Linked DNA regions of Mus musculus: region 1 is linked to region 2. Evidence: chromatin loops called from intact Hi-C (ENCODE). Cell type or tissue: gastrocnemius. All regions are shown on one strand. Each heading gives the region's core, and the rest is flanking DNA. Links, peaks and the distances in the headings are about the cores only.

Evidence for each region. A loop is a pair of places that touch in the nucleus more often than their neighbours do. Peaks named below come from ENCODE experiments on the same cell type or tissue, not always from the same donor. Only the 100,000 strongest peaks of a DNase experiment are listed, where the experiment ranks them.
Region 1: a loop joins it to region 2, with 2.4 times the contacts of the local background. A loop is called at or near these places in 1 of 42 quality-filtered maps.

The regions. Positions count from the first base shown.
Region 1 is chr7:143,588,292-143,603,377 of GRCm38, reverse strand. Cars (cysteinyl-tRNA synthetase) reads left to right here and starts at 3,288. Exons shown (of 23, transcript NM_013742.5): 1 at 3,288-3,396; 2 at 10,718-10,966; 3 at 14,795-14,886. The coding sequence starts at 3,372. Gm15579 (a long non-coding RNA gene) reads right to left here and starts at 3,274. Exons shown (of 2, transcript XR_870064.3): 1 at 3,165-3,274; 2 at 2,520-2,755. It also overlaps the pseudogene Gm15580. In gastrocnemius, for the core only: no CTCF peak of the experiment used is centred there; a DNase peak (open chromatin) is centred at 8,251; H3K4me3 peaks cover 885 bases; H3K27ac peaks cover 493 bases.
Region 2 is chr7:143,822,824-143,837,909 of GRCm38, reverse strand. It overlaps Dhcr7 (7-dehydrocholesterol reductase), which reads right to left and starts at 14,743. Exons shown (of 9, transcript NM_007856.2): 1 at 14,370-14,743; 2 at 7,645-7,771; 3 at 1,181-1,272; 4 at 1-148. The coding sequence starts at 1,266. Nadsyn1 (NAD synthetase 1) reads left to right here and starts at 15,058. Exons shown (of 21, transcript NM_030221.2): 1 at 15,058-15,086. In gastrocnemius, for the core only: a CTCF peak has its summit at 8,281 (motif pointing left); DNase peaks (open chromatin) are centred at 7,323, 7,799 and 8,278; H3K4me3 peaks cover 1,443 bases; H3K27ac peaks cover 1,882 bases.

The sequences.
Region 1 (15,086 bases), core at 4,114-12,113, 230 kb after region 2:
GAGCCATCATGTGGATGCTGGGAATTGAACTCAGGACCTCTGAAGGAGTAATTGGTGCTCTTAACCTCTGAGCCATCTATCCAGCCTTGGAGGATGATCTTAAATTCCTAAGCCTCCTGTCTCAATCTCTGGAGTCACAGGTATTCACCACTATTTTCCCTGGCAAAAGTTACGAGTTCTTTTTGGTGATGGTTGGTAGTTGTTTTTTGGTTTTGTTTTGTTTTTAATTTGTAAAAGAGAATCCCGCTCTTAGCTGATGCTATACTGGAACTATGTAGCCTAGGCTGCCCTCAAATTGTGGTAATTCTCCTTCCTCAGTTTCCCAAGTGCTAGGATTGCAAGCATGTGCCACCATCCCGCTCTCTGTTGTGGGATTCACCAGAGAAGACTGCAAAGACATGGATTTAAGACAACAGAGAATCTTTATTAGCTGGCCAGCCACTACACTGGGTGTTCAGAGGATCCCAATGTAGCACTGAGCCTTTCTCAGGGTAAGTTTTTAAGCACAAAAACCATGTTTTCAGTTGACATAGTTAACAAAAAGTTAGACAGAAGCAGAAATACAGAAGTTGTAAATCAAGGCTAATACATTTAGAGACTTTCCCAAACTTGTATGGACTTTGACGGATTAAGTCTTTGTTTTAGTTTTGGCCAGTGTACTGTCTACATGCTGAGTTTTACAGCCTGAATGATATTTTCATCATGGAGTCATTTGTGATAAGGTCTGAGGCCCTGTTATACTCTGGGCTTTAGTTTTTAAAGTACTGGTGTTATAGGGCTGGAGAAACAGCTTAGCAGTTGTCTTAGTCAGGGTTTCTATTCCTGGACAAACATCATGACCAAGAAGCAAGTTGGGGAGAAAAGGGTTTATTCGGCTTACACTTCCATACTGCTATTCATCACCAAGGAAGTCAGGACTGGAACTCAAGCAGGTCAGAAAGCAGGAGCTGATGCGGAAGCCATGGAGGGATGTTCCTTGCTGGCTTGCTTCCCCTGGCTTGCTCAGCCTGCTTTTTTTTTTTTTTTTTTTTTTTTTTTTTTTTTTTTTGAGATAGAGTTTCTCTGTATAGCCCTGGCTGTCCTGGAACTCACTTTGTAGACCAGGCTGGCCTCGAACTCAGAAATCCGCCTACTTCTGCCTCCTGAGTGCTGGGATTAAAGGCGTGTGCCACCACGCCCTGCTCAGCCTGCTCTCTTATAGGACCCAAGACTACCAGCCCAGAGATGGTCCCACCCACAAGGGGCCTTTCCCCCTTGATCACTAATTGAGAAAATGCCCCACAGCTGGATCTCATGGAGGCATTTCCCCAACTGAAGCTCCTTGTTCTATAATAACTCCAGCTTGTGTCAAGTTGACACAAAAGTAGCCAGTACGGCAATTAAGAACCTGGCTACTCTTCCAGTGGACCTGGTTTTGGTTCCCAGTAACCATGTGACAGCTCACAACCACTGGTGTCTCTAGTTCCAGTTGTTGGGGGTCTGTTGCCCTCTTCTGGCCTCCTCAGGCACTGAACAGATGTAAATGCCGGCAAAACATTTCTACATGTAAAATAAAAATTATCTCAAAAACTTTAAAAAGAAAGTACTGGCAGCAAAAATACAGTATTTTTGAGAAAGTTGTGAAGTTAGCAATATATGCTCTGATCACTTTAATATGTTTAATACTTTATGTATGTATATAATGGGTTTGTATATGCTTGGCCCAGGGAGTTGCACTATTAGGAGTGCCTTGTTAGAATAGGTGTGTCACCGTGGGTTTGGGCTTTAACACCCTCATTCTAGCTGCCTGGAAGCCAGTCTTCTAGCGGCCTTCAGCTGAAGAGGTCTAACTCTCACCTCCTGCCTTGATGATAATGTACTGAACCACTGAACCTGTAAACCAACCCCAATTAAATGTTGTCCTTATAAGAGTTGCCTTGGTCATGGTGTCTCTTCACAGCAGTAAGACCCTAACTAAGACCTATGTGATACATTATTTCTCTGCTGCCCATGAAATGAACCAATTCAAGCCTGATTAGAGTACATATAGGCAGGTTTATTAGGAAGCTGCTCTCAGGCGAAAGTTCACTGGCCCCAAGGACTGAGGCCAAGGAAGTCACCATGGTGGGGGAGGAGAGAGAAAGAGAAAGGGTGTGAACATAGAGAAGACAGGAGGAGCGATGAGGAAGACCAAAACATCTGGTTTATATAGGGAAGAGCCTCTGGGGGAAGGGCAGTCCAGCCCCTGGGCTGGAAAGTTCAGGGTTACAGCAAGGGTATGCCAGGTAGGGACTGAGGGATGCTGAGAGAACCTGGAGGCCAGGTTTGCTTTGAAATATAAAATTTGCACCTCAGTCCCTTGTCCCAAGGGTACATAACCAAACAATACATATTACCAAGTATCAATTATTTTTTAATTAATTATTTATTTATGTTGAGACAGAGTCTCTTATGGAGCCATGGCTGACTTGGAACTCACTGAGAACTGCCTGCTTCTCCCTCCTGAGTTTCCAGGAATTAAGACCATGGTTGCCAGAATATATATATACCAGAATATATAATTGTATTTATTTATTTCCCTGCACACACACACAACACATGTCTTTTTCACCACAGGCATGCAAAGCCCACAAGGATCAAAAGAGGGTTAGGATCCCATGGAACTGAAGTTACAACCGGTTGTGAGCAGTTGTGAGTGCTAGAAATCAAACCGGTGTCCTCCAGAAGAGCAGCCGTGCTCTTGACCACCGAACCATCTTCCAACCTCAAAACGGAGCTTTTAAAAAAAAAAAAAAATTGTGAGACAGGGTCTCGCTATATACCTGGCTATGTTTCTAAAATAATACTTTCCATTTCTTCTCATAAACCTCCCTCTGATGGTGTGTCTTGGGAGGCGACATCAGGAATTAAGGAACACACAGGAAATAAAAGGATTCAGGAGAGAGTGTAACAGGAACCACCTGTTTCCAGGCTTGTGTGGCCTTTTGGAGAGTGTCTCAGAAAAAGGCGTCTTCCTCGCCCCTCTCCTCCAGTCGCTGAGTCCCTTGCCCCACCCTTTCCCTTGCATCTCTTTAATCTCTACTCGTTTTGCCCCGCCCCTCTACCCAGCTCCTCGCCCCTCCCACTCCCCCATTTCGTCCCGCCCCTCCCAGCCCTCTTCAGCAGCCCGGGTTTGCGCTTCTCACTGTCTTAGCCCTTTGGTGTCTATTAAGTTCCGCGCCAGCGTAAACCATAGTATTCTCCCATCATGCCCCACGTCGGCGTCAGTTTGCAGTTGCCTAGCTACTGGACATGCCCGGAAGACGACTGGTGGGGCGGGACTTCCGGCGCCGCGGTTGCATCAGATTCTGGAAGGCGTCTGTGGCGGCGGCCGCGGGTCTTGATTCCCAGTGATGGCAGGTTCCTCCGCGGAGCAGGGTGAGGTTTGCGGGATGACTGTGGAGCTCTGGGTACAAGCATGGCCCGAGTAGGCAGTACCGGGCTGGGGCTGTGTGGGCAGCATGGTCCAAGGAGGCAGTGCCCAGGCCAGTGCTGTGGCGACAGCGGTGGAACGAGTGGGTAATGCCAAGCGAGCCAGGGGTTGGGGGCAGCAAGACCCAGGGACTCAGTGCTCAGGTCGGGTCTGTGGGGACAACCATGGACTAAGTGGGCAGTGCCCAGACCAGTGATCCGAAGATAGTAAAGGCTTAAATGGGCAGTGGCAGGCAAAGGCTGTTCGGCAGAGGATCCCTGGGCGGGAAGTGACCAGCCAGGGCTCTAGAGTGGAGGCTATTGGGTTGGGCAGTGGCTAGGTCAGGGCTCTAGGAACAGTGCATGCCCAGGTGGGCAGTGACAAGCTAGAGATCTGGATTAGGCAGTGACTGGAGTGGGCAGAGATGGATCCTCAGGTGAGTAGTATCCAGTCCAGGGCTCTGGGATAAAACGTTCTCCGGTAAGCCTGTGGGGACAGCCGTGGCCCAAGTGGGCAGTGCAAAACCAAAGCTCTGGGGATGGCCAGCGTCTCAATGGACAGTGGCAGGCCAGGACCTGGGGGTGGCTGCCATGACTCCCTGAAGCTAGAGTACTCCTTGGTGGGACCTGACTCCTGTCTTGTAAGTGCCTCCCTTCCTCAGCTTCAATTTTTTGATTGGGTTAAGGCTAAAGTTTCCTTGGATACTCAGCAATAGGAGAGATGGTCCTGTTTCAAATAGCCTGACTCTAGTTGGTACCTGGATGAGACCTCACCACTCCCCCTCCTGCCCTGGCTGGACTTTGGGGGTAAGGCAAAGGCCCAAAGATTGTTTTGGTCTTCTGCCCAAGCAGGTGGGCGGAAGGGCACATGAGGTTGGTACTTAGGGAAGTAGGGCAGAGGAAGCAGGGACTCCGTGTACGCATACATGAAAGAGCTTGGGGATTTATGAAGGCTTTAATCTCCAGTGTGGTCAGCAGTCACCACAGAGACCTGTCCAGTCAGAGCATCACTGTCAGAGCATCATTGGCAATCTACTTTATTGCCAATTGGGAGATTCCCTCAGAAAGCAGTCACTTACGTCACCCCAGGGTAGACCTGGGCCTTGGCAGATCGCTGAAGAGCAGTGTCTTTTCTCATCTTTTTAGCAAGTGGGTTCTAGAAAGAGCAAAGGCCTTGGCCCATATCCTGGAAGGTGAGAAGCAAGCCTTCAAAGGCAGAATGCTTAGTGTAGGTTTTAGTCTCTGTGATGAAGCCAGAAATTAGATGTGAGCTCTGACTTCTCAGTTACCTGTCTCCAAGATCTCTCAGGCATCCTGTGGTGCTCTGTGGTTACTGTGGCCTTGCTGGATTCTGATCACCTGAGTACCCAGATGACAAGACTGCTTAGCATGTGCCTAGTGACAGTGGTACCTACCTTTGTATTCTAGCATTCCACTCAACTGGCATGCCTAGTTTCTATCTGCTTCACCCACAGCAGCTTTTGTAAGTCCACCTAGACTACTATAACACAGAAGCATGGCCAGCAGCTCCACCCTGAGCTGCCCAACAGGTCTAGGATCACAACTATGCCCATACTCACATTACAGGAAATGGGTCCTGCCACTGAGGGTGGTGTAGTCATAGGAAGAACTTGGAACAGTGCCAGGTGTGTAAGGACCAGGTCTGTCAAGAATGGGACTCTGCGACTCCATCCATCCATCCATCCATCAATCCATCCAATTAGACAGGGTTTCATATAGCCCAGGCTGGAATTCCCGATCCTTCTGTCTCCTATAGGGATGGCAGGTATCACAACACCATGTCTAGCTTCCTCTTTGGCTTTTAAGTAAAAGTGTATACATGATGTGCAGATCTCAGGGGAGATCACAAGTCCTGAGGGAAGATGATCCAGGAGTCAGAACTTCCATGAAAATCCAGGAATGGGTGTGTGGTGGCATGTGCCTGTCACTCAGTAATTTTAGTGCTCCAGAGGCAGAGGTAAGGGGATCTCTAAGAATTCAAGGCCAGCCTGTTTTACATAGTAAGTTCGAGGCCAGTCATAGATAATAGATACATAGTGAAACTTTGTCTCAAACAAATTAACAAAAAAACGAAAGAAAAAAGCAACTCAGAGAAGGTAGCCACTTTTAACAAATCCAACAAAGCTATGTGTGGCTACACATCAGTAATTCTTACACTCTGGGAGATGAGGCAGGAGGATTACCAGTTTGAGACCAGCCTGGACTACATGGGATCCTGTTTTAAACAATATAAAACCACTCAGGAACTGGAAAGCCACAGTACAGAGATGGCCTTTAGTTGCAACTTGAGGGCACTGGGGTGATTGCTTTTCCCTTCCTGTTTCCTCAGAAGATGGCCGAAGCTCTGAATGACGTGGGACACAATGTCACCCAGAGTATGGGATCGCAGGCTTATTTCAGGCCCTCTGATAGGTGGAGCTCATCTCAGGTGCCAGATTTTCCCCATAGCTTAACCACATAGTCTTCATAATCATGCCTAACATGTAGTCTGCCACAGTACAAGTCCCAGGGCAACTGCAACGGTGCCTGTGTTCCTTGTGACCCTTCCTGTGCAGATGAGCACCCTGAGGTCTAGAGAAGTAAAGTGTTCAGTCTGCCATCACCACAGCTAGAGACAGGCCAGGTACCCCTGGGTGCAGGGACTTCAGCTACCATGTAGCGACCCTTTTTCAGAATCTCTTAGAATGACCAGGTTGGTTCCAGTTGCCAGGTACAGGAAGTAGAAAACAGAGCAAAATAGACCTCTCTTTTTTTTTTTTTTTTTTTTTTTTTTTTGTTTTCTGTTTCAAAATGCTTTATTTTTACTTGGTCCAAGATGTGGGAGAGGCTCCAGGGCAACTGTCTAGTGGCTTGAGAAGTTCATTCAGGTAGAGGTCCTGTGGCGGGTTGGTGCAGAGCAGAGGAGGGAGCCCCTTGGAAGGCACAGAGGCCTCCTAGTCGTGCTTGAGAGTGAGGCGCTCAGATACTCGCCCAGAGATCCCTGGGGCGTGCCAAGTCTGCGCTGGTTGTGGCCCTGCCAGCCTAGGGAGGTCAGCCAGGTGGTTGCCCATCTTCTTGATGAGCGTCACCTCCTTATCCAGGAAGTGGCTTTCCAAGGTGTCACAGAGATGAGGGTCTGTGCGGGCAGAACCCAGGGCATGCAGATCCACGAGAGCCTGGCTCTGGTTCTTCTCCAGGGCCAAGGCAGCTTCCATGGCCTCCTGGGTTTTACCCCATTCATCTTGGGGTGGTTTCTGCACATCCTGGAAGGGTGCACAGCTCCCACGATTCTCCTGCAACTTGAGGAGACACTCGGTGCCCTCACTCTTCTCCTCAGCCAGTTTGAAGAAGAAGTGGCCTACGCCCTCCAAAACCACGTCATCCCGATCAAAACAGCACAGAGAGAGGTAGGCATAGGAGGCCTGCAGGTGCAAGTTGACCAGTGCAAGTTCTCAGCAGCTTCCACTTTGGTGGAATAATGGCTGATTCAGAGTATGGAACTAACCTCGAAGACAGTGCTAGCTGGTCCTAAGAGCCGAAGGCAGCGAGGAGATGGTCCTGGAGGCTGTGACTGGAGAGACTTGTAAGGTGGCTGGAAGCTATTAAAGTGTGAGTCCCCGGATCTGTTCCGTCCAAACACGGTTGAAGCAAGACACAGAACCATGGGACCTCCAAGGCACTGCCAAAGTGGACCTTTTTGAAGGATGCAGATATTTGCTTATCTTTGGCCTTATGTTCATTCATGGCAGTAGCCTCTGAATATATGAATGTTTTCTGGCATCTTGAGCAGCAGCTCCTGGTGGCAGTAGAGTGGGAACCCCATAGGGAACATATGGGAAAGGAGAAGCAGGAGCAGCTAGAGGGCCCGGGGGTGGAGGGAGGGGGTGCCCGGGGGCGGGGGAGGGGGTGCCCAGGGGTGGGGGTGGGGTGCTTTTGCAGGGAGGAAACAATCTGCAGGTGTGGTTACTTTTGGGACATCTGCAAGGTGAGGGCTTTGAGGGACCCTTAGCAATAGTGACAGTAGTAGACAGAAGTCAAGAGCAAGTGACGGTATAGCCCCGTGTCAAGTCAAGGCTTACCCTCTGGGAGCTTAGGGGGCTGCTCCAAGAAATGCTCTCTTCCAGTGTACTTGAAAGGGGACAGGGCCAGGTGCTGAGAGCGGTGTGAATGCTGATGGAAAGAGCCAGGCAGGGTGTGAATGCTGAGCGGGTGTGAATGCTGATGGAAAGAGCCAGGCAGGACGCTGCTTCCACATGTTAGGACTATGGATCATTGGAAGTGATTTTTGCTTCTTCGTTGTGCTGAGTGCCAGCTCCTGTGTAGTCTCAGTGGCTGATTGGTCTGTAGCTGTGTCAGTTACTGTCTACCTCTGGGACGGTCCCACCATCAGAGCGCTCTGCTCTTTGTAAGTTCAGGGGATGAGCTGCAGGTGTGCCCTTCTGTGGAGGCAGAATAGTTTGACCATGATGTTCGAAGGGTCCTGGTGACATCAAGTTTGCCGAATGGGCCTGGGAGGAATTTTTTTGTTGTCAAGCAATGAACAGTCAGGGAATGGCTTAACCGACTCCCCTGAGAAAGCTGACCTGTTCTAGGCGTTTCCTCCAGGAGTGTCTGCACAGCTCCAGCTGGAGCACCTTGCACATCCTCAGTTCCCCTTCTCACCTGCAGGCTTTGCTCCCTCACAGTGGTCTGGGCTGTGCTACCCAGAGCCTTTGGGATCCTGTGGTCAGGCACATTCCTCCAGGGAGCCTCTGGAGTACTTCAGTGATTACAATCATCGTAATGCAGGAGCAATTATAGTAATGACAGCAGCAAGCCTGGCGCTGGCTCTTTGCCAGAGGTTTGTAAAGCGTGTTAAGTGTAATTGCACTTAGAGCTCCAAGGCTTTATGAGGCTGGTGGTATTAAGTGTGCTTCCTTCTGAAGAGGGCAGGTGCTTAGCCTGCTGGCAAGGCCCATCTTCCAGAGCTCTCTGCAGCCCAGTGCTGTCTCCCAATGCTGGCCATAGCAGTTATCATTAGGGAACCTCGTGGGTACTTAGAGAGGAAAACAAGCGATGAAGTAAATATTTGGAGTTTTCCTGGCCATGGCTCAGTGGTCTCGGGGACTGCTAGGCAGGGACTGCCTTCCTTCTTGGGTAGCCTCTTTATCTGGGAAGAGATGTCCTGTTAATTTCACCCAAGTGGCCTAGAGGCAGGGTCATGAGAATGCAGTTGGAGGGCCCTCTTTGTAGAGCAGAAGGCCCAGATCTAGTTCTGTCACCTTGGCTGAGGGGCTGGAACAAGGGGTTCTTCTTCAAAGCCTACAACTGGGTCCTGAGAGCCTCTTGCTTAAAGAAGGAAAGGAAACTGAAACTGGGAATTGTAAAAGTAACTTTTATTCTCCTGTAATAATTGTTACCCCGAGGCTTACTGCCTCAGTCTACTAATCTAGGCCTAGAATGCTTTCAGCCTCTGAGACTTACTGCTGAATAAGCTCGCCCTTTCTAGTTCCTTCTGAACTCTAGTTGGCTGGTTCAACTCAGCTGCTCTGGTTCAAACTCCTCTCCAAGCTGACTGATTCAATCTGCTTTCTCTCTCTTGGCCTCTCCTGAACAGCTCTGCTTGGCCTCATATTAACTTTGGCAATATGTTCCAATCTTCTGGCCCCTTCTCATTCTCTGGCTCATTCTGTCTTCACCTGTCTCTATAAAACTCTCCCCATAAAACTACCTCCTCCCTTTTTCCTCTCAACACTGCCCCTTAAGTAGCTTCTCTTTCCTCTTTCTTCTTATGAGAGTCGAGCATATTCTATTCCATCAAATCTTTGTCTGCTTCATCACTCTGTCTGCCACACAATTTGACATCATTTTCAAACATGGGTGCTTCTTTCTACAAACTAACTCTACCTTCATTGTTTGGAATTAAAGCTGTGTACTAAGGGCTGAGTACTGAGGAAAAGATACAGGGCTTGCAGTGTCCCATAGGGTTTCTACTGCTATGATAGAATAAATACCATGACCAAAAAACACCCAGGAAAAGAAGGGTTTATTTTTTCAACTCTCAGGTGACATTCTGTATTGCTAAAGGAAGTAGGGTAGCAACTCAAAATGGGGCAGGAACCTGGAGGCAGGAGCTGATGCAGAAGCCATGGAGGGGTGCTGTTAACTGGCTTGCACCTTAGGGTTTGCTCAGCCTGCTTTCTCACACGTCCCAGGACCACCAGGGATGACACCACAGTGGGCTAGCTCTCAATTACTAATTCAGAAAATATGCCACAGGCTTGCTCCTAGGCCATTCTGGTGGCAGAATGTTCCCAACTGACGTTCCCTTTTCCTAAATGACCAACTTAGACCTAGTTGACATAAAACTAGCTAGGACATGATGTAAAAGTCCAGCCACGATAGAAGCTTAGACTTCTCTCCTCCTGGAGCTCATGCAGAACACTGCCTGGAGACTGTCCACTCTCAGGGGTGTGGGTGATGGCAGTCATAGCTGTTATATACCCTTTGTAGCAGGTGCCCCAGTGGAGGGGTCAGGTGTCCTCAGAGCAGTTCCTCCTGGCAGCCCTGAACACTCTTAGTGGGTTTGGAGAACTTAGGAAGGGATATGGTATTTCGCTTCTGGAAGCCATATTTGTTCCAGTCTACAGGCTTATGCGTGGCTATGTCATGTGCTGAGGGCTCTTCAGCTGCTACCCTCTCCGCAGCATGCAAGTAGCCATTTCATTAATTGATTAGTTTATTTTGTGGTGCTGGACATCAAACCCAGAGCCTTATACTTGCTAGGTGAGTACTCTGAGCTACATCTCCAAGAGATTTGCCTGCTTCTGCCTCTGCTGAAATTAAAGGTGTACATGAAAATGCCTGACCCAAGTTAGCCATTTTAAAGTACACAATCCCTGGCATTAATCCCTGGCGTCACTCACGGTACTGCAGACCACCTCAGTATACATATGAAGCCTTTCCTTAAGGCTTTAGGAGGGAACCTGACCTGCCCCACTGTCACCCTGCCATCCTTCTGCATGCCCACCCTGTGGTCCTTCCTCTTCTGGATGTCTGACACGCAGGAAAGGGCTTTGACAAACACAGCTGTCTGGCTCTTGTACCTTGGAAGCTTTCTGTGCGCATACCTGACATCCTGTGACCTATTTGTTTTTTTCTATCCTGTGCCCTCTTGCCTGCCCTGTCTGATGTTGCATCTCCCCTACTCGCTTGCCTGACATGTGCTGTTCTGCCTGCTTGCCTGCCTGCCTGATGTCATGGGTTGTCTGCCCTCTGGCCTGACATCCTGTGCCCTCTGTCTTTGCAGCTGCCGACTACAGGTCCATTCTGAGCATTAGTGACGAGGCAGCCAGGGTGCAGGCCCTGGACCAACACCTCAGCACGCGTAGCTATATCCAGGGGTACTCCCTATCCCAGGCAGATGTGGACGTGTTCAGGCAGCTCTCGGCCCCTCCCGCTGACTCAAGGCTCTTCCACGTGGCTCGGTGGTTCAGGCACATAGAAGCGCTCCTGGGTGGCCCCCAAGGCAGAGACGAGCCCTGCAGGCTTCAAGCAAGTGAGTAACAGCAGTGAACCTCTGCTTCAAGGTCAAGGGCATGAGGTGCTACAGGGCAGTGGATATCCTGCTGGAGACTCACCTCCATATTTCAGTCAAGTGTTCCTGTGGGGCAGAAGCCATGCTTGTTGGGTCTGGTAGGATAAAGTCATGTAACCAACATGTAGCTCAGCGCCACCTTTGGGACCACTTCAGGGCCATACTAGATGCTGTTACAGACCTGTCTTGGGGTTCCACTAATGCTTTGATGGGAGTGGCTCTTGGTTCTTGTCTTTAGTCCCATAGGTTACATTTGTTTCTCTTCAGATGCAATGTCACTAAATATTGGATCTGTATTCATTGACCAAAAAAATGCATAAGTCTCCTGTCTGCTTTGAAATGAAGTCAGTCATGCCTGTGGGTGCTGCTGGTGTCACTGGGCACAATTGTTAGGATGAGGAGGCAGGACTGGGAAGGCTCTGGCTTGGGACTCCAATGGTTTGTCATCTTGATCTGGCCATATGGGAAAGCTCCCTTCTGTGGGTGCTCCTTTCTGACGTTGCCTGAGGCCCTTGAGCCCCAGACTCCCTTGGCTGTAGTACACGTTTCCTTTATGTGGAGAGGGCTGAGTGCTGACTTATGGTAGTCCCTGCTATGGCCTCCTTGAGGCTTTGCAGGCTTGGGTTGGGAACTTGGAGCATGTTGAAGAGTCTCCTAGGGTCAGGAAAAGTCTTGACTTTTCTGGATTATCCCAAGTAAAACCCTGTCCCAGCCTAGGTGGGAGGTGTGGCTGCATAGTCTCGCCTAGACCTCTGCTGTTCCTGTATCCAGCACTGTCCCAGGTGTCCACTGTGTTCCAGATGTCATATATAACACCAGGTGTCTTCTCCAAAGATCTCAGGGAGTCAGACTGAACACTGTGCCCCAACTCCAAGTTAAGGCAGTAGGAAGGGGGGCCAGGGATGGGCCCTGGCCTCAACAGCCAGCCATCTAGGCTTCATTTATGGTTCTGGGAAGAACCAAATAGACATACCACTATCTGTGCTAGTGGACACAGCAGAGCATTGCTTCTCAGGGGCCTTGTGACCAATGAAGAGAAGGGCCTCCCACTACAGGCAGCCACTATCTACTGAGGCTTCTCTGAGGGATGCTGTTGAATGGAAGAGGGACCAAGGACAGCACTAACGTCCTCTAACAGGGTTGCCCTGCTTCCTCTAGCACCACAGTTGCCCACAGGGCCATGAGGTCCTTGTAATCTTGTGAAGAAAATGCATTAGGTCAGATCCCTAATGTAGAAACATGCAAAAGCTGAGAGAGGAGGAGGCTGGAGCTGGGCTGCCCATAACTGTTCACTGGCTTTTGGCAGGCCCAGGCTCCAGAGTCCACATCATGTCTCTGGATTAATGGTAGCTCTGTCTGCCTCCATACGGCTATGAGGATTAGAATTCTCCCTGTCCTGGGTGTCTTCTAAAGCATGCTCTCCAAATGAGAAAGAACACTTCCTCACTTCAAGCCCACAACATAGCCCACCGTTCTTACTGCTTGCTGTTCTATACATAAAGCATGTCCCATCTTGTCTTCACCACCCTTGCCTTCTCAAGGCTGAGGCCCTAGCAGCAAAGTATCCTCTCAAACATGGAAAATGTATGTGTTCTTTTTAGCCTTCATAGTTCCCTTCCTGAAGAGCCAGCCCACTTGTCACCATCCTTCCCTCTGTCACCCTGTGTGGTTCAGCATGGAGGTCCACTCCATCCTCGGGCTTTGAGCTTGCTTGGGGGCTCTCACCTGGATGTGGGCTCAAGCTCCTGCATTACCTCACACCCTTAGAGCTGGCCGTTGCTTCCCAGCAGCTTCTCCATCCTTGAACCTGCAGCCTCTTGCATCCTATTTTCAAAGTGTAGCTGTCTGCGTTACAAAGCTGCCTGTTTTGTAGTCAGTGACACTTGCAGTACTAGACCTGTGCCACCACAGGTGCCTGGCCCAGAGTGGGACTGTTTCAGAAGAAACCTAAAGAGGCTGACAACACCTAGGAAACTGCTGTGGGTCCTTAGACTGTGGGTTCAGGGAGAACCTAAGAACCTCTCCTGTGTGCCCTGTTGACCCAGAGAACCTGTGAAGGCAGGCTGTTGTATATCTTGCCCTGTTGCACCCTTTTCCAATCCAGAATGTGTCTCTGCCGGATGAGCTTAAAGCCTGTCACTGGGCTGTGGGTCTGTGGCAGCGTTCAATGTAGCAGCCCTTGGTAGTGTCTCTTCTTGTGAGAATCCAGCAGCATCTCCATTTTTGGTGTCACCTCTGGGTCTTTTGAGGAAGTACAGTTTCAGAATCCTCCCATCACATTGAGATACTTTCTGGTCAGGTACTAATGTGCTCAGGGTAAGCTGAGACTGAGCTTGGTGTCTGGTGAAGAGTTGGAGTTTCCTCCATCCCAGCCTCTGTCTGCCCGTGATGGGACCCCACACCTGGAGGAAGGAGCTCCTGCTTGCTGCTGACTGCTGTCTCCCCTCCCTCATATACCCCCACACAGTGATGGTCCTCCCCTTCATTCTCGTTAATAGCCTGTTAATTACCAGTCTCCTTTATTCTGTCTAGTGTGATCTGGGCAAGGATGGAGCCTGGGGATGGCCCGTGCCCTTAACAGATTTCTCTGTGACTTAAAGCAGAATCAACAGGTAGACCTATTGAGGTGTGGTGTCACTTATAGTCAATTTTGCATAGGAGTCAGAGGTGGCCAGAGGCAAGAGAAGTGTCCATGGTGAGGGAAGACCAGGACCAGGTCAGCTCAAGACCTTCCACCTTGCTCAGCAGAGGTGAGGGGGGCAGAGGGACTGGACACCAAGGTGCATTAAGGTCTGCCACAGGTGGTCCAGTGAGATCCATACTCGTAGACCTGCATAGGGGAGCAACACAGGGCCTGGCTGTCAGCAGGACTAAGGAGGAAGGCAGGTATGCCCGACAGAGCATGGGCAGGCTGTGGATGGTCATATGGTTTCCTGGTGGGTTTCAGTCAGCTTTTCTAGACTGAGATTGTGAGGCTTGAAGCATCACCCTTGTGACATCTCAGAGTACCCAGGCATGCAGATTAGGGACGTCCTTTCTAGAAACAGGTCTGTCTTCAGGGAAAGACCTTCAGGCCTCAGATAAAGAGGCCTGGGTCATGTATCCAGAGAGCAGGCACTGCCTGAGAGAAAGAGGCTAGGCTGTGGAGCCTGCCAGTGTGGACCGGCCTGGGTCAGGGTGGGAGTGCAACAGACTTGTATCCAGAGCTTAGGGTCAGTCTAGCTGTGGGCCAAGCCAGATATGATGCCAAGGACAGAGACAGGAGGGGCTGGAGGCTATTCTTACCTTAACCTTTGTTGCACCCGGTGACTTGGAGGTGGCCTGTGTATCACAAAGTGTCCACAGACTGTTACCTTGCCCAGGCAAAGGATCCTGAGAGCTGGAGGCAGCAAGGGCAGCAATGACACTGCCATGTCATAGTCAGAGCCTATGGAGACCCAGAGGCATGGACAGCATTGTGTGGGGATGGGTGCACGGCCAAGGGCTGGTGGGAGGTGTGTGGCATATCATGAGGGTGTTCTTGAGTCTCTCTGGAGGTCTTGTTGGAATGCAGCAGCAGAAGGTGAACTGAAGATCACAAGCCACATACATGCCTTTAAGCCTAGCACTGAGAAGGCAGAGGCCAGAGGAGCCTCCGTTTGAGGCCAGCCTGAACGACATGAGAAGTTCCAGAACAGCTGGGGCTACAAAGCGAGAATCTGTCTCAAAAGCACAAGTGCCATTGCTCAACCCTGGCGTTGAGAGCCAGAGGTGACCTGCCATGTGACCCATCTGTTCTTGTGCTTCCAGGTAAAGGCCGGCGAGTGCAGCCTCAGTGGTCCCCCCCAGCAGGGACTGAGCCCTGCAGGCTCCGCCTCTATAATAGCCTCACCCGGAACAAGGTAAGAAAGTTTGCACATGACTCCCATGTTCCCTCAGTTTAAGCTCAGAGTCCTTCTGTTACTCCAATGCTGGGCTATGGCCTCTGCATCTTCTGTTTCTCCTCTGCCTTGGCTTCTGCAACCCAGACAGAGCTGTGCACTGAAACAAGGGTGCAGATGCCTTGTACACGACAGTACTTTGGGGAAGTCTGCCTGCTGGC
Region 2 (15,086 bases), core at 3,682-11,681:
CAGACTAGCATGGCCTGTAGCTATATCCAATGCGGGGGCAGTCAGGGAGCAGCTGTACTGGTCACATGCCATGATGAAGTAGTACACAATGAATGGAGCGAAGAGCAGCAGGAAAATGATGCTGGCCAGGGAGAACCAGTCCACTTCCCTGAGAGAAGGACAGAGGGTGGCTACCATGAGGGCTCTTGTTCTCAAGCCCCACAGGGACTTAGAGACCCTCTTCTGTTCCTTGGACAGAAATGTCCCATCCCTTGGGCTCCATGGAGAACTCTGAGATTCCCTTTTGTCCCTCAAACCCCATGGTAGGATGCTTAAGACACTCTTCCATTCCTCTGAGACTCTCTTCTGTCCCTTGAGCCCTACAAGGCTCTCTGACATGCCCTCCTTGGGCCACATGGGGCCTCCAAGTTGCCCTCGGCCTCTCCTTTACACCCATTAGAACCTGGTGGAAAAGGGTATCAGTTGAGAAATCCCTCCAGCCAGGGCAGATCATTTATGCTGTTCCTATGGCAGCACCAGGTGTCCTGTGATCACCAACAAAAAGCCCACAGACCAGTACATGAGTACAGGGGGCTCTTCCTGACCCTCAGGGCCAGTGGCTCCCCAGGCCCCTTCCATTTAATACACTTCTTATATTAAGGACACTTAACACACAATGTATTCATATTCCTCAATGGCAGACAGAGCACCAAGACACCAACCCAGCTTTTCTGGGTTGGTGGCAGGGCTCAAGATGACTCTTAGGGCCTGGATCTGAAAGACCTGGATTCCTGGCAGGGTAAGTCCCAACTCTGCCCTCATGTGATAAGTTGCATTAAAAACATAGGCATGCTAAAAATAGGTTACCTTCATGGAATGAGCATGGGGTTCTTACAACCATCTCCCTAAGATATATCAGATTACATACACATACATATCTCAATGTGTGTGTGCTCGCAAGCACCCACATGTCAGAAATGAGATTATTTCCATTCCCAAGCACTTCAGGCAAGGAACAGAGCACCCAAAATGGCTTCTAAACTCTTCTTTCCAATTCTTCATTTTGTGGAGTGGGAAACAGCTTGCCTTTCATTTGTCTTTATAAAATAATCATTTTTTTCTAGATCCATAATATCCCTGAGACTGAAACCCTCGAGAGTCAGCCTCATCCTCTTGTTAGTAAAATAGGCAAGCCCCTTACCAGGCACGGCCCCATTGTCCTTGAGATCCAGCCTTGCCGTTGGGACTCTTGACTTTGGGAGCGTTGTGCTGGGATTTCGAAGCCATCAGGCCCTGAGGGAAGGAAGAAAGGCTCAGATCTTCCCAGAAAGTCAGACCCCACCAGGACTCAAGTGCTGACTAGAGCAGGCAACCTTTGTAGCTTTCTCAGTACCTGATTACCCCCAACAGATTCTGGGAGAAGAAAAGAAGGCACTTAGGTGTTTGCTGAGCCTGCTGCCTCCCACCCAACCTCCCCACCTCACTCATTAGTATCTTCCCCAGCTGTGGCAGATGCAGAGACTGGCTCCTCCCTGCTCCTCCAGACCCCAGGATCTTCACCATCTTTGAATATGGCTTTCAGCTTTCCTGATAGTACGCACTACTTCTCGAAGCATGTTCACAGATGTCCCTGTACAGCACTAATGTAAAAGGTCCCAGGTCCCCTTCTCAGTTGACTGTGACCAGCTAATGGCAAGCGGCTTCCCTCTATAACTCTGCTCACTGCACAGGCGCGTTTTGTTTGTGCGCTGTCCCTCTCCCTACAATAGAAGGCAGCTCACTATTCATCCCTCCCCCTTCAGGACCCTGAGGGGAGGAGGACACACTTCATAGATAAGGTCTCCAGGTGTCTCCCCAGGCCAGTGCTTCCCCTTCCCCTCTAAAACAAGTCTAGCTTGTAAAAAATTTTAAGATATCAAGGATTTAAAGTGATATCTTAAAAGCCCTCAGAGTGCCAGTAGAGAAGGCTCAGTAAAGCATTTACTATGCAAGCCTAAGGACCTGAGGTCTATCCCCAGCACCCATGTTAAAAAACCAGCCAGGCTCAGCAGCACAGGTCTTGCAATCCCAGTGCTAGAAAGGAAAGAGTAGCCTGCAGTTCTCTGGCAGGCAGTCTAGCCAAATCAGTCAGCCAAGAGTTCAGCATTGGCTGCAGCCTCAAAAGCTAAGGAGGAAAGAGCAAGGAGGGAGGACACTCAATGTTGACCATCGGTGGCCTCCCATGCGCACGTACACGCATACCCACGTGTGCACGCGCGCGCACACACACACACACACACACACACACCATCAGTGAAATGGGGCCAAAGCAGTGCTAGCAGAATGGTTCAGCAGGTTAGGATGCCTGCCACCAAATTTGACCACCTGAGTCTCATCCCCAGGACTATGTGGCAGAGAAAAATTAACTCGCCAAAGTTGACTTCTGACCTCCACTCTCACACCCCATGGCACACGTTCACCCACCCACATATTGTGCACATATGCCTGCATGCACACACCAAGGACAAACAAAGAATGGAAAGGGAACACTGGAGAGATCTGCCAGTATGAAGTCTGTTCTCCAGCAAGCCTGGCCTCAGAGCCTGTGCTGCCTGAATAGATCAACCTGCTTTTGACAGCCCCACCCCTGACTCCCTCAACCTCACCCCACCCACTGAAAACTATCACACTGCTTCCTGCTCAGCAGCACACACAATGCACTTGGTATACGCTCCCATTTACAGTCCCACACAACTACCAAAGCTTCCCTAATCTCCCAGATCTCTAGTGCCTACACTAATCACAGTAAACCCAGGGCCACGTGTCCACATGCCTTCCAGGAGTCTCCAAAGAGGGGACTGATATTCTTCTTGCCCTGACTCACAGATGAGCCCCAAGGATATAAAGCTTGGCACCAGCATCCCTTTCTGATAGTCTACCGTGCTAGGAAACTATGCAAGCCCATGAGACAAGAACCTCAGACCTAAACACGAGATACTAAAGCGCGCTGTCCACAGTACAGGCTGTCTGATTGTTTTTTTGAGTCAGGGACTTACTCTACAACCTAGACTGGCCCGAAACTCACAGCAATCTTCCTGTCTCTCCCTCCCAGTGACTGAGATGACAGATGTGATTTACCACACCTAGCAATAACAAGCACTGTCTACCATGAAACAATAAAAAGACAAAGATTGGCAAGATGGCTCAGTAGGGAAAGGTGTCTGTTGCAGAGGCAGACAGCCTGAGTTCAAACCCTGTTACCCATGTGGTGGAGGGAGAGAAGCAACTCTTATAGCTTGTCATCTGACCTCTAGGCCCTATGATATATTCCTTCTCCAAACACAGGACAGAAATGTGATGAAAATCACACATTGAATGTCTGAGTGGGGCTGGTCCTGTAGCTTACTTGGTAGAATTGGCAGAGCCAAGCCAACTGATAGTGCCAAGTGATAGTACACTCCTGTGTTCCCGCACTTGGAGGCAGGAGATCAGGAGTTCAAGGCCATCTTAAACTATAGATAAAGTTCAAGGCCAGCTTGGTCTACAGGAGACTCTGGAAAAAATACAAAAGTAACTATTTTAAATGTATGTGGAGGTCAGGTATCTGGTCATACCTCTGTCACAGGCACCGGATTCTGTAAAAAGATATAAATGTGTGGTGGCTGGGGAGATGGGATCCCCTTCCACTCCCGAGCCTCACTGAACAGCTGACATGTGACTGGTGCACTGTTTCCTTCATTATTTTTTTAATCTTATGTGCATGTGGATTTTGTCTACTTGTATGTCTGTGCACCACTCACAGAGGGCAGAAAAAAAAACGTCAGATCCTCTGGAACTGAAGAGAGTTACCAAGAGCTGTGAGCCACCATATAGGTGCTGGGCAAACCCAGGTCCTCTGGGAGAACAGCCAGTGCTTTCTGCCACCCAGCCACCTCTCCAGCCTATTCGTCAGCTTTTAAAACAGTACCTCACTTCCACTGCCCGTGCTCAAGGGCACTGTGAGCAACACACTCACCTTTGACCTCTGGGCTACAGGTTTCACAATAGAATGATGTTGTCTTTCTCAAAAATGGTTCTCAAAATGTCCAGGCTCAGAAGTCCCCCAAGGTCTGATAAATCCTTGTCCATATACTGAGCAACACCCTGACATAGAGGCCACAGAAACACCAAGGTCACCCAGGAGGCTGAAATGTCAAGGCGAATGGCAGATAAGGATCCACACTGTATGTGTCAGGGTCACTGTTGACATCAAGCAAGGGCCAGACTCAGGGCTTGGGGTACACCGAGTCCATCTAGGGGTGACAGAGCCATGTCAGCAGGAGCCTGAGAAGTCGAGCTGGGGCAAGTGAATGCAAAGTTCCAGAGGCTCAGGAGTGCTAGAGGGAGCACAGGTAGGCCTGACAGATAGTAACAGATTTCTCTGGGATGCCGACAGCCGCACCTACACATGTAAAACCATCCTGGCATTCACCCTGGAGCTGGCACATTCCCACAGAACATACTAGAAGCCACTGAGATGCCACAAACACAGAGTAGCTCAGAGAAAGACCTGGATTGGGAACCAGTTTTCACGAGAATGCAAGAGAATCAGGGATCTATTGGGTGCCCCATGGCACCTAAGTCTATGTCCCCAAGGATTTGTGATGGTCATCTTTATAAAGGACAGATATGGAAGGTTCACTGGTGCCCCATACGCTAAATGAAACCAACGGGCCAGGCATAGTGGTACTATCATCTTTAATGAGCGCCTGAGAGGCAGAGACAGATAGATCTTTGTGAGTTTGAGGCCCAAATGGTCTACACAGTGAGTTCCAGGTCAGCAGAGCAAAAAACTGAGACCCTGTCTTAAGAAAAGGAAGGAAAAGGAAACAACCTGACTCAGGTCAAGAAAGCTGAAGGCTTTGTTCAGCTGACCAGACAAAGCCACCATGGGCAGCATGGCCATGCAGCAACTGGAAAACTGTCCACCACACCTAAGGCAGTGGGATGATTTCAGTGACAATTCAGGAAGAGAAAAGCAAAAGTGCTCACCATGAACCTGATGGCTGTAGATCCAAGGGGAGGGGTTGTGTTGGGGCACCAAGGCCTGAGATGCCAACACGCTGTAATGGAAGCTGCTGCAGTCAGGGTGGTTGATCCAAAAAGCAGAACACCTGTCGCCTTGAGGGGTGACACCCAGCACAGAGGAAGGTGACAGGCCATTCTTCTACATGGGCATGTGGCCTTGAGCTTACTGTGTAGCCAAGAATAACCTTAAATTTCTAACCCATCTGGCTTCATTTCCTATGTATTAGTGGTTACATGTTTGTGTCAGTTTTTAATAATTTATTTATCCATCCTTCTTATGGAAAGGAGCATGTGTGGAGGCGAGGAGACAGCTATGACATCAGCAGGAAGCACCAAGCCGGGGCATGGCAAACCTAAACAAGCCTTTCAGCATTTCTCAAGGTCTGGGGAAGTATGTCATGGGAGTGGACTCTCCTCCCACAGACCCACGTGGGCTGGCTTGGCCTGGCTTATGGGTGGCCTCCAGGCAGTGAGAAACTCATTCGGGCAGTGCTAGGGAAAGGCAAGCCTTTTAGATCTCTCCTTGGAAAGGATATGAGACATCACCAGACCCTAGTGGTCACAGCTCGGTCATTCCACACCCTGAAGGGGCAACAAAAAGGTGTCTACAAGGAGCTGCCGCCTGATGCTAGAGCTACAATCCATTCAGCATTTGCCGAGTGCCAGGAGCCCAGCCCACCGGAAGAATGAATAATGTTCACAGATGGGACGATGGGGAAAGAACAAGGCAGGGCAATCCGGTGACTGCTCATGCAGCCTACCAGACAAGGCTGGGCCTGGTGCTCCACTTTGGCACACAGGGAGGCTGTGCAGTAACAATGGCATGGTTAACTTTGCATTACCAGATTCCAGGGATCTTCCATACAGAGAAGCATCTATGTCGCCGGAATATTCCAGAAACAGTAGGGTAATGAATCTGGAGATCTGTTAGCCTCAGGTTGGATTTTAAGATGGAAAGGTAGGAAATCCTGGAAATGGGTGTATGGCGAGAAGCATGTCCCCCTACGTGTACCAATGGGAATTTATCCTGGGTAATACTTGGGGCTTTGGCAGCAGGCAGACACAAGATCCTCCTGCAGTGCTCTGTATAGACACGTAAACTTCTGTCACACCCACTGACAATCACCAAAGAAATCAGATGCTCTGGCACTCAGTGCTAGAAAGATCCGGCTCTGCAGGTGTTAGCGGGGACAAGTCACCGAATTGCCCTGTATTACGGAAGGACCTGGAAGACTATAGATAGCATTACAAACGTTGGCATGTTGGGGTTTCCTCGATTTTTCTAGCAGAAGAGCTTCTGTAATTAAATGGCATGTGGGGATTCACTAGGCCCACCACTTTCCCCAGGTCAGGGAGGCTGGCTTCTGGAGTGACCCAAGGCTGGTAAGCTCTGCACAGGGGATACAGAGGATCCTCTCCAGCAGAACACAGAACTGTGGTCTGACTATCTTGAAAGCTTGAGGTCCCTGTGGAGGAACAGCAATTCCTGAAGCCCCCAGAAATGAGTCCAATGAGGAAGGAAATGACCAGAGATTTGGAATAATCTCTGGTTCTAATCGAAGCTATAAGATCTCTGCTTTTCAGAAGTTCCAAAATATACGTCTGATGTGAAACCAAAAGTGTTTTCTCCTCCCTCAAGTCCATCCCAGGCCTCATTACCCTTCCAGATTGTTCCACAAATTCTCATTTATATAATCTACTGTCCCTCCTTTATATCCAAATGGTTTTTGTTGTTGTTTTTGTTTTGTTTTGTTTTTACCAAATTCTTTGGTAGCAGGGCTTTACCATACACTACTAGGTGTACCTCTTTCTGGCATGCAGCATGCAGGCCCTCTCTATACCCATCAACTACTTTGTTTTTGTTTGTTTTAAAGAGCAATTTCAAAAAGATTCTATCAAAGTAGCTCAAAAATTAAAGATGTTCATTTGTTTGAATTCTTCCTTTGAAAACCATCTCGATCTTTAAGGGCACAGGGGACTCTCCACAACCTGGGGAGGCCAGGTATGCCTAGATCGTCCTGTGATCCTTATGCCAGTGGGCAATCCATCTATCTCCTGAGAGAATAATAGAATCATTCAAATCCAATTAAGAGATTCTCCAGGTTGTATATGCTCTGGGATAGGAGAATGGGTCAAGGGGTGAGTTTATACTTGCCCCTCTACATTCTAGCATTCGAAGGTACCCCAGGGAGCTGGATCCTCATCTCACAGGAGATGGTTGCCTCCACCTCCATACCTCATCACAGGTGCACCTGACCATCTGGGCAAAGCATCCCCCCTCCTACTCGGCCTTCAGGCCCCCTCCCTCAGCACACATCTCCCCAAACCAGAACACATAGATCTCTCTCCTGTGCACACGCCTCTAAATCTGCACATCTGTTCGACAATCTACCTAAAACCTGTGCAAACACACATACCCTCATCTACATACACATCTCCTGCCGCCCCCGCAATTGCACAAACTGCCTCCTTCCTGAATACTCACTCTCTTCTTTTATACATACGGTCCACTCTTCTGCACTCTCGACGCTTCCCCCCCCCCGCCCCCACTCACACACACATCTGTGCGCACCGTCCTTCTCCTGCACTCTGGCCTGGTCCGTGCACACGAATTCTCACCTGAGTGCGGAATCCAGGCGGCTGATCCACGCTCTCCAGCAGTGTTCTAAGTGCCTGCCTGAAGCTCCGCCCCAGATGATGTGAGGTCACAGACGACCAATCGGAAGTGGATTTCGCGAGCTGCGTCCTGTGATTGGTGAAGGCAGTGAGCTGACTCAGAGCCCACCAGGCCCGCCAGTCGGCGGCGGCAGTCTTGAGATTGACAGCAGGACGGGCCCCGCCCCACCCACGCCCCGCCCACGCCCCTGGGGTCGGCGGTCTGACTCCGCTTGGTGGGAGGAAGGATGCAAGTGTGGATTCTGCGGCGCAGGCTCTGAGCCTGCCCCTACCGTGCCTCATTTTACTCTGCTGCATAGCTCCTACCTGAAGGAGAGCATCTTGTGCACGGAACAACATATACTGCGGAGACCGAGAGACAAGACCAGACCAGATCAGCAAGGAAGAAGCAGCTAGCAGACTGTGAATGCAGTTGAGGTCCCAGCAGGACAGCCAAACGGGTCCCTTGGTGGGCAGGACTCAGTCATACCTCCGTGCCCCTAAGGGTATTGGGGAGCCTTAACAAAGCAGCTGTGAAGTTTCACTCTTTTCATCTTGTTCCTTCCTGCCACCTGACATTCGTTAGTTACAGTCGCCCTCTCCTGGCGAGAGTCTCTTCTGCAGCCACAATGAATCAAACTGGTAACGGAAGTGACTTCAACACTGTTAGCTACTGTCCATATGCTGGTGCCTCAGCTGCCCAACAATGTCCTTTATTGCTCTTTTTTTCCCCAGGCCCCGGGATCCAGTCAGGGTACACATTTGGATAGAATAATAGGTTGTACAGAATATACGGTCGGGACTGGAAAGATGGCTCAGCAGTAAAGAGTAGTGGCTTCTCTTCAGATAACAGGGTTCAAGCCCCAGCACCCACATGGTTCTTCAACCATCAGTATTTACACTTCCAAGGCATCTAGCGCTTTTGACATGCATACATGCATATGTACATACATACATACATGGTCACCCCTGGAACTGGAGCTATGAGTTGGCACATGGTACTAGGAATCAAGCCTGGATCTTCATCGAGATAAGTCAGTGCTCTTAACCCCTGAGCCATCTCTTTTGCCCCCATCTTTCTCCTGATTAATAAGTAAAATGAGCAGAGTGTTATTTTGAGACTGGTAAATGCAATGTTTCCAAACAACCTTCAACCCTGATAACCTAGCATTCATTGAGGACACTCGGGACATAGCATACTTCTTGGTAGGAAGAGTTGACTTGATTTCAGCATTCTTTCAAACTCATTAAACTATTACCTATCAGCTGATAGTCTTCTATCAAAAATTCAGCTCTTTAACTTTTGACAAATTAAAAAAAAAAAAAAAAAAAAAAAAAAAAATCTCATCCTGAGTGAGGTAACACAATCACAAAGGAACTCACACAATATGTACTCACTGATAAGTGGATACTAGCCCAAAACCTAGGATACCCATGATATAAGATACAATTTCCTAAACACATGAAACTCAAGAAAAATGAAGACTGAAGTGTGGACACTATGCCCCTCCTTAGAAGTGGGAACAAAACACCCATGGAAGGAGTTACAGAAACAAAGTATGGAGCTGAGATGAAAGGATGGACCATGTAGAGACTGCCATATCCAGGGATCCACCCCATAATCAGCTTCCAAATGCTGACACCATTGCATACACTAGCAAGATTTTATTGAAAGGACCCAGATGTAGCTGTCTCTTGTGAGACTATGCCGGGGCCTAGCAAACACAGAAGTGGATGCTCACAGTCAGCTAATGGATGGATCACAGGGCTCCCAATGGAGGAGCTAGAGAAAGTACCCAAGGAGCTAAAGGGATCTTCAACCCTATAGGTGGAACAACATTTTGAACTAACCAGTACCCCTGAGCTCTTGACTCTAGCTGCATATGTATCAAAAGATGGCCTAGTCGGCCATCACTGGAAAGAGAGGCCCATTGGACACGCAGACTTTGTGTGCCCCGGTACAGGGGAACGCCAGGGCCAAAGGGGAGGAGTGGGTGGGTAGGGGAGTGGGGGTGGGTGGGTAAGGGGGACTTTTGGTATAGCATTGGAAATGTAAATGAGCTAAATACCTAATAAAAAAAAATGAAAAAAAAAAAAAAAAAAAAAAAAAAAAAAAAAAAAAAAAAAAAATCTGCTGGGCAGTGGCGGCACATGCCTTCAATCCCAGCACTCAGGAGGCAAAGACAGGCAGACCTCTGTGAGTTTGAGGCCAGCCTGATCTACAGAGCAAGTTACAGAACAAACAAAGCTACACAGAGAAACTCTGTCTCTAAAAACCAGGAAAAAACATTTATTACTAGAGTGCTGTAGTTCTCAGCCTTCCTCATGCTGTGAGCCTTCAATACAGTTCTTCATGTTGCGGTGACCTCCAACCATAAAATTACCTTGTTGCTATTTTATAACTGTAACTTTGCTATTGCTATGAATCATAATGTAAATATCTGAAAGGCAAGGTATGTAAAATGCAACCTCCAAGGGGTTGCAGCCCACAGGTTGAGAACAGCTGCTATAGAATGGGGGAGTGGGGTCGGTGTCAAGTACTTTACCTACTGCACCATCTTGCCAATCCAAACCAACAACTTACTTTTATCAGGATGGACAAACGGGTTTTGTTTTTCTTTACTGACCCTGTGTTCTTGGGTCCCTTATGTGAGCAGTGAAGTCCTTTCAAATTAGATCATGTGAGTGTGTGTGTATGTGGGGGTTGGTTGGGGTGTTTGTGGATGTGTGTGTGTGAGGGATGGACGTGGATGTGTATGGGTATGTGTAACTTTATGCCTGTGTGTCCTTATATGTGGAGACCAGAGGTCTCTATCAAGTGTCTTCCTCTCTCTCTATCTCTATCTTGTCCTTTGAGATAGGGTCTCTCATTCTCTCATTGAAGCTCTCATTCTCTCATTGAAGCTCATCAATTGGCTAGACCTTTTTTTTTTTTTTTTTTGAGTAATATGTCTTAGCCTTGAGAACAGTTCCAAACTAGGTCTTCATTGTCTGCCACACAATGTACCAATCACTGAAAGGAGTTTTGCAAGATAGCTGGGGGGTGGAGATGAGTAACCGAATCTTCAATCCACTCTTGGAGGGTAGGATTTAGAAATATGTATGGAGTAGGGCACATGGCAATGAGTGGCATGGGGAAAAGGGCAGAGGTGAAGTGGCTTGTGGTCTGTGTGTGCATTAATAAAGCATGGTCTTATAAAGGCGTATGTTCAGGAAGGCTGTTAGCTTGAGCTGAGGTTGGAGTTTTCAGGCTCCTAATAGCAAAAGGTTCCCTATTGATGACCCAGATAAGCCAGTCAAAAGGTGGTGTGTGTGTGTGTGTGTGTGTGTGTGTGTGTGTGCGTGCGTGTGTGTAAGGGGGTGGGGTACCTGTGCATATAGGCTGGAATGCAACCTTAGGTGTCATTCCCCAGCACCTGTGGAGTTTTGCTTTGTTTTGTGATGAGCTCTTGCCAGCGTGGACCTTGTGCCAAGTAGGCTAGGTTTGCAGGCTAGAAGAATCCAGGGATCTGTGGTCTCTGTCTCCCCACTGCTGAGATTATGAGCAGTTGTCACCAGGCCAGCTTTTAAAAAAACTTGTTCTAGGCATCAAACTCATGTCTGCCTGCTTGCAAGACAAGCACTCAACCAACTGAGCTGCCTTCCTAGTGCAAGAGCAAGATGGTTTTGATAAAAGCAAACAACAACAAGCTGCCTTGAAGTCTCTGAACTGTAATGTGGCAGCCACTATCCTCAGACCTTCCATCAAGGGGCCTTCTGTGGCAGAGCTAGTGGACATAACTACGCTGCCTGACCTCCAGAATCAACCACATTTAAAAGTCTCCTAGCAAGTCGGGCAGAGGGATCATGGGGGCTGGGGGCATGGGGGGAGAGTTAGAGAAGTGAAAAGAACAAAGGCTCTGTAAGTGTAAGCTTGGAACCCTTCCTCAAAGGAAGTGTTGCAGCTCTGAGGTGGAGAATTTCCCCGGAGGGGACATTATAGCTCTGAACTCTTCCCCAGTGGAGGTGTTCCAGTTCTGAGGGGGAAGGTATCCTGTCAAGGAATACCGCAAAGTCATACCGCACCATAATCTCACACGAGATTATTTGGGAAAAATACTAGAGATTCAATGTCTCTGCTAGGGCAAAAGGCAGCAGGGAACTGAGCAGGAGACAGGCCTATAACTCCTCTTGGGAGAGGAGTTTTCCAGAAAAGAGATTTCTAGGGTGGGGACTTCAAGCTAAGTCCAAGGATTGGTGGGATTCCGTGCTCAGTAATTGGTAGGGTTTCCTGTCAAAGATTGATTCCCCCACCCCCACCCCCCTAGGGATTGGTGGGGTTTGATAGGTCTTCAAATCCTGAAGAGGGCTCAGATCTTTTCCCCTACAGATTCACTTTGCCTGAGACCAGGCCAGTAGCATTTGCTGTCTAGTGGTTTTCAGAGTGGAAGGCTGTCCTCCCACAGAGACAGATATTTCATAAGAATGTTTCCCAGGCCCCTGAAAGTTGCTTCTGAGCTGCCAAAGGTTGATGTGTGCAGCCACAGTAAAAAGCCCCAAGTTCACTTCTAGGTTTTGAAAACCCTCCAGTCCCTAAGCTCAAAAACCCACCAATCCCTGAGCTTAAAGTCCCACCAATCTTTGAGCTTTTCCCAAGCTTAAGACTTTAAATCCCACCAATCCCTCACCCTGGAAATCTCCACCCTGAAAAATACACCTTCCCCAAGAAACTCTACATAAAGCCTGCCTCCCACTCAGGTTTCTGCTGCCTTTAGGCTGAGCAGAGGCAGCCACCCTCTTGTGTCTTTCCTAATAAATTTCTTGTGTGAAATTTGCTATGCACTGTGAATTGTAGTATTCCTTGGCTTCCTACTGCCAGGAAAACTCCCACAGAGCTGCAGTACTTACACTGGGGAAAACTTTCCCCTCAGAGCTGTGTCACTCACACGCTGGCCCTTCTTTTTACAGGTGTCTAGCAGACGCTGTAGCCCATCTATCAAGACACATTCTAAGAACTTCATTCTTGACGCAGCCTGAAGGGTCTAGATTGGCTTTCCTCTGAGGGAGGAAGTGAGGCCTGAATCCCTGGGCCTGAGGAAAAATGGCTGAGGAGGAACTAGACCTAAAGAAGTTGTATCTAGATATGGAAGTCTCTACATGGACCATCCTTTCATCTCAGCTCCAAACTTTGTCTCTGTAACTCCTTCCAAGGGTGTTTTGTTCCCACTTCTAAGGAGGGGCATAGTGTCCACACTTCAGTCTTCATTTTTCTTGAGTTTCATGTGTTTAGGAAATTGTATCTTATATCTTGGGTATCCTAGGTTTTGGGCTAATATCCACTTATCAGTGAGTACATATTGTGTGAGTTCCTTTGTGAATGTGTTACCTCACTCAGGATGATGCCCTCCAGGTCCATCCATTTGGCTAGAAATTTCATAAATTCATTCTTTTTAATAGCTGAGTAGTACTCCATTGTGTAGATGTACCACATTTTCTGTATCCATTCCTCTGTTGAGGGGCATCTGGGTTCTTTCCAGCTTCTGGCTATTATAAATAAGGCTGCTATGAACATAGTGGCTGACACCATTGCATACATGTATTAGTCAGGGTTCTCTAGAGTCACAGAACTTATGGATAATCTCTAAATAGTAAAGGAATTTATTGATGACTTACAGTCGGCAGCCGAATTCCCAACAATTGTTCAGTCGCAGCTGTGAATGGAAGTCCAAGGATCTAGCAGTTACTCAGTCTCACGCAGCAAGCAGGCAAAGGAGCAAGAGCAAGAGCTAGACTCCCTTCTTCCAATGTCCTTATATTGTCTCCAGCAAAAGGTGTAGCCCAGATTAAAGGTGTGTTCCACCACACCTTTAATCCCAAATGAAAGGCATAGCCCAGATTAAAGGTGTGTTCCTTAACTCGGAGATTAAATCTTCTGGAATCCATAGCCACTATGGCTCAAGATCTTCAAACCAAGATCCAGATAAGGATCTCCAAGCCTCCAGATAAGGGTCACTGGTGAGCCTTCCAATTCCGAATTGTAGTTCATTCCAAATATTGTCAAGTTGACAACCAGGAATAGCCACTACAATACACTAGCAAGATTTTATCGAAAGGACCCAGATGTAGCTGTCTCTTGTGAGACTATGCCGGGGCCTAGCAAACACAGAAGTGGATGCTCACAGTCAGCTAATGGATGGATCACAGGGCTCCCAATGGAGGAGCTAGAGAAAGTAGCCAAGGAGCTAAAGGGATCTGCAACCCTATAGGCGGAACAACATTATGAACTAACCAGTACCCCGGAGCTCTTGACTCTAGCTGCATATGTATCAAAAGATGGCCTAGTCGGCCATCACTGGAAAGAGAGGCCCATTGGACACGCAAGCTTTATATGCCCCAGTACAGGGGAACGCCAGGGCCAAAAAGGGGGAGTGGGTGGGTAGGGGATTGGGGGTGGGTGGGTATGGGGGACTTTTGGTATAGCATTGGAAATGTAAATGAGCTAAATACCTAATAAAAAATGGAAAAAAAAAGTTGTATCTACTTTGATTGGTGTTACCCAAACGCAAAAGGGACAGGAATGAGAAAGGGCTCAGGTTGATGCACAGGGAATCCAGACTGCTGTGAGCCAAAGAAGCAGGACACACCCATTCCCTCTGTGAGCTCTCTGTGAGCTCCTACTGACAAAATTGACACAAATTAACTGAACACACCTGCGAAGTGGAAACTTTGAGAGATCCCTTCCATCAGACTGGCCTGTGCTTGTCTGTGGAGCATTTTCATAACCGATGATTGATGTGACGGCCTTGGCCCACTGTGGGTGGCGCTACCCCTGGCTGGTGGTCCTCAGTGGTGCAAAAAAAAAAAAAAAACAGGCTGAGTAAGCCTTCAAGCAAGCCAGTGGGCAGAAGTCCTCTTTGGTCTCTGCTTCAGTTCCTGCCTCAACTTCCCTTCATTACAGACTATGAGCTATAAGGTGAAGTGAGCCCTTTTCCTCCCCAGCTGCTTTTTGCCACGTGTTCATCACAGCGACAGAAAGCAAACCTGACATTACTTTTGGTGGCAGAAAACAAGCCTTTCATGACCTATCAAAAGTCGCTCAGATGGCAAAGGAAATGATCCAGGACGCTCTGACCTTGGGCAACAGCGGGACGCTGAGACAACCTTACTGCGCAGGCGCTCCTTAGGGCCCTACTTTAAAGGGTGCGCTTTGTGCAGGATCTCCGCGGGGGCGGGGTCTCACGGAAGGGCGCGCACTGCGAAAGTGAGAAGGGGTGTGGCTGTGGAGGGCGAAAGGACGGGGCTTCCGGGTAAGACACGGTCTGCGCCGGCGCAGTTCTGGAGGCGGTGCAGAAGCTGGGCTATGACGGCAGAGGGGCGGGGCTATGGCGAGCCGTGGGGAGGGGCCTCTAGGAAACCAAGCTACGCAG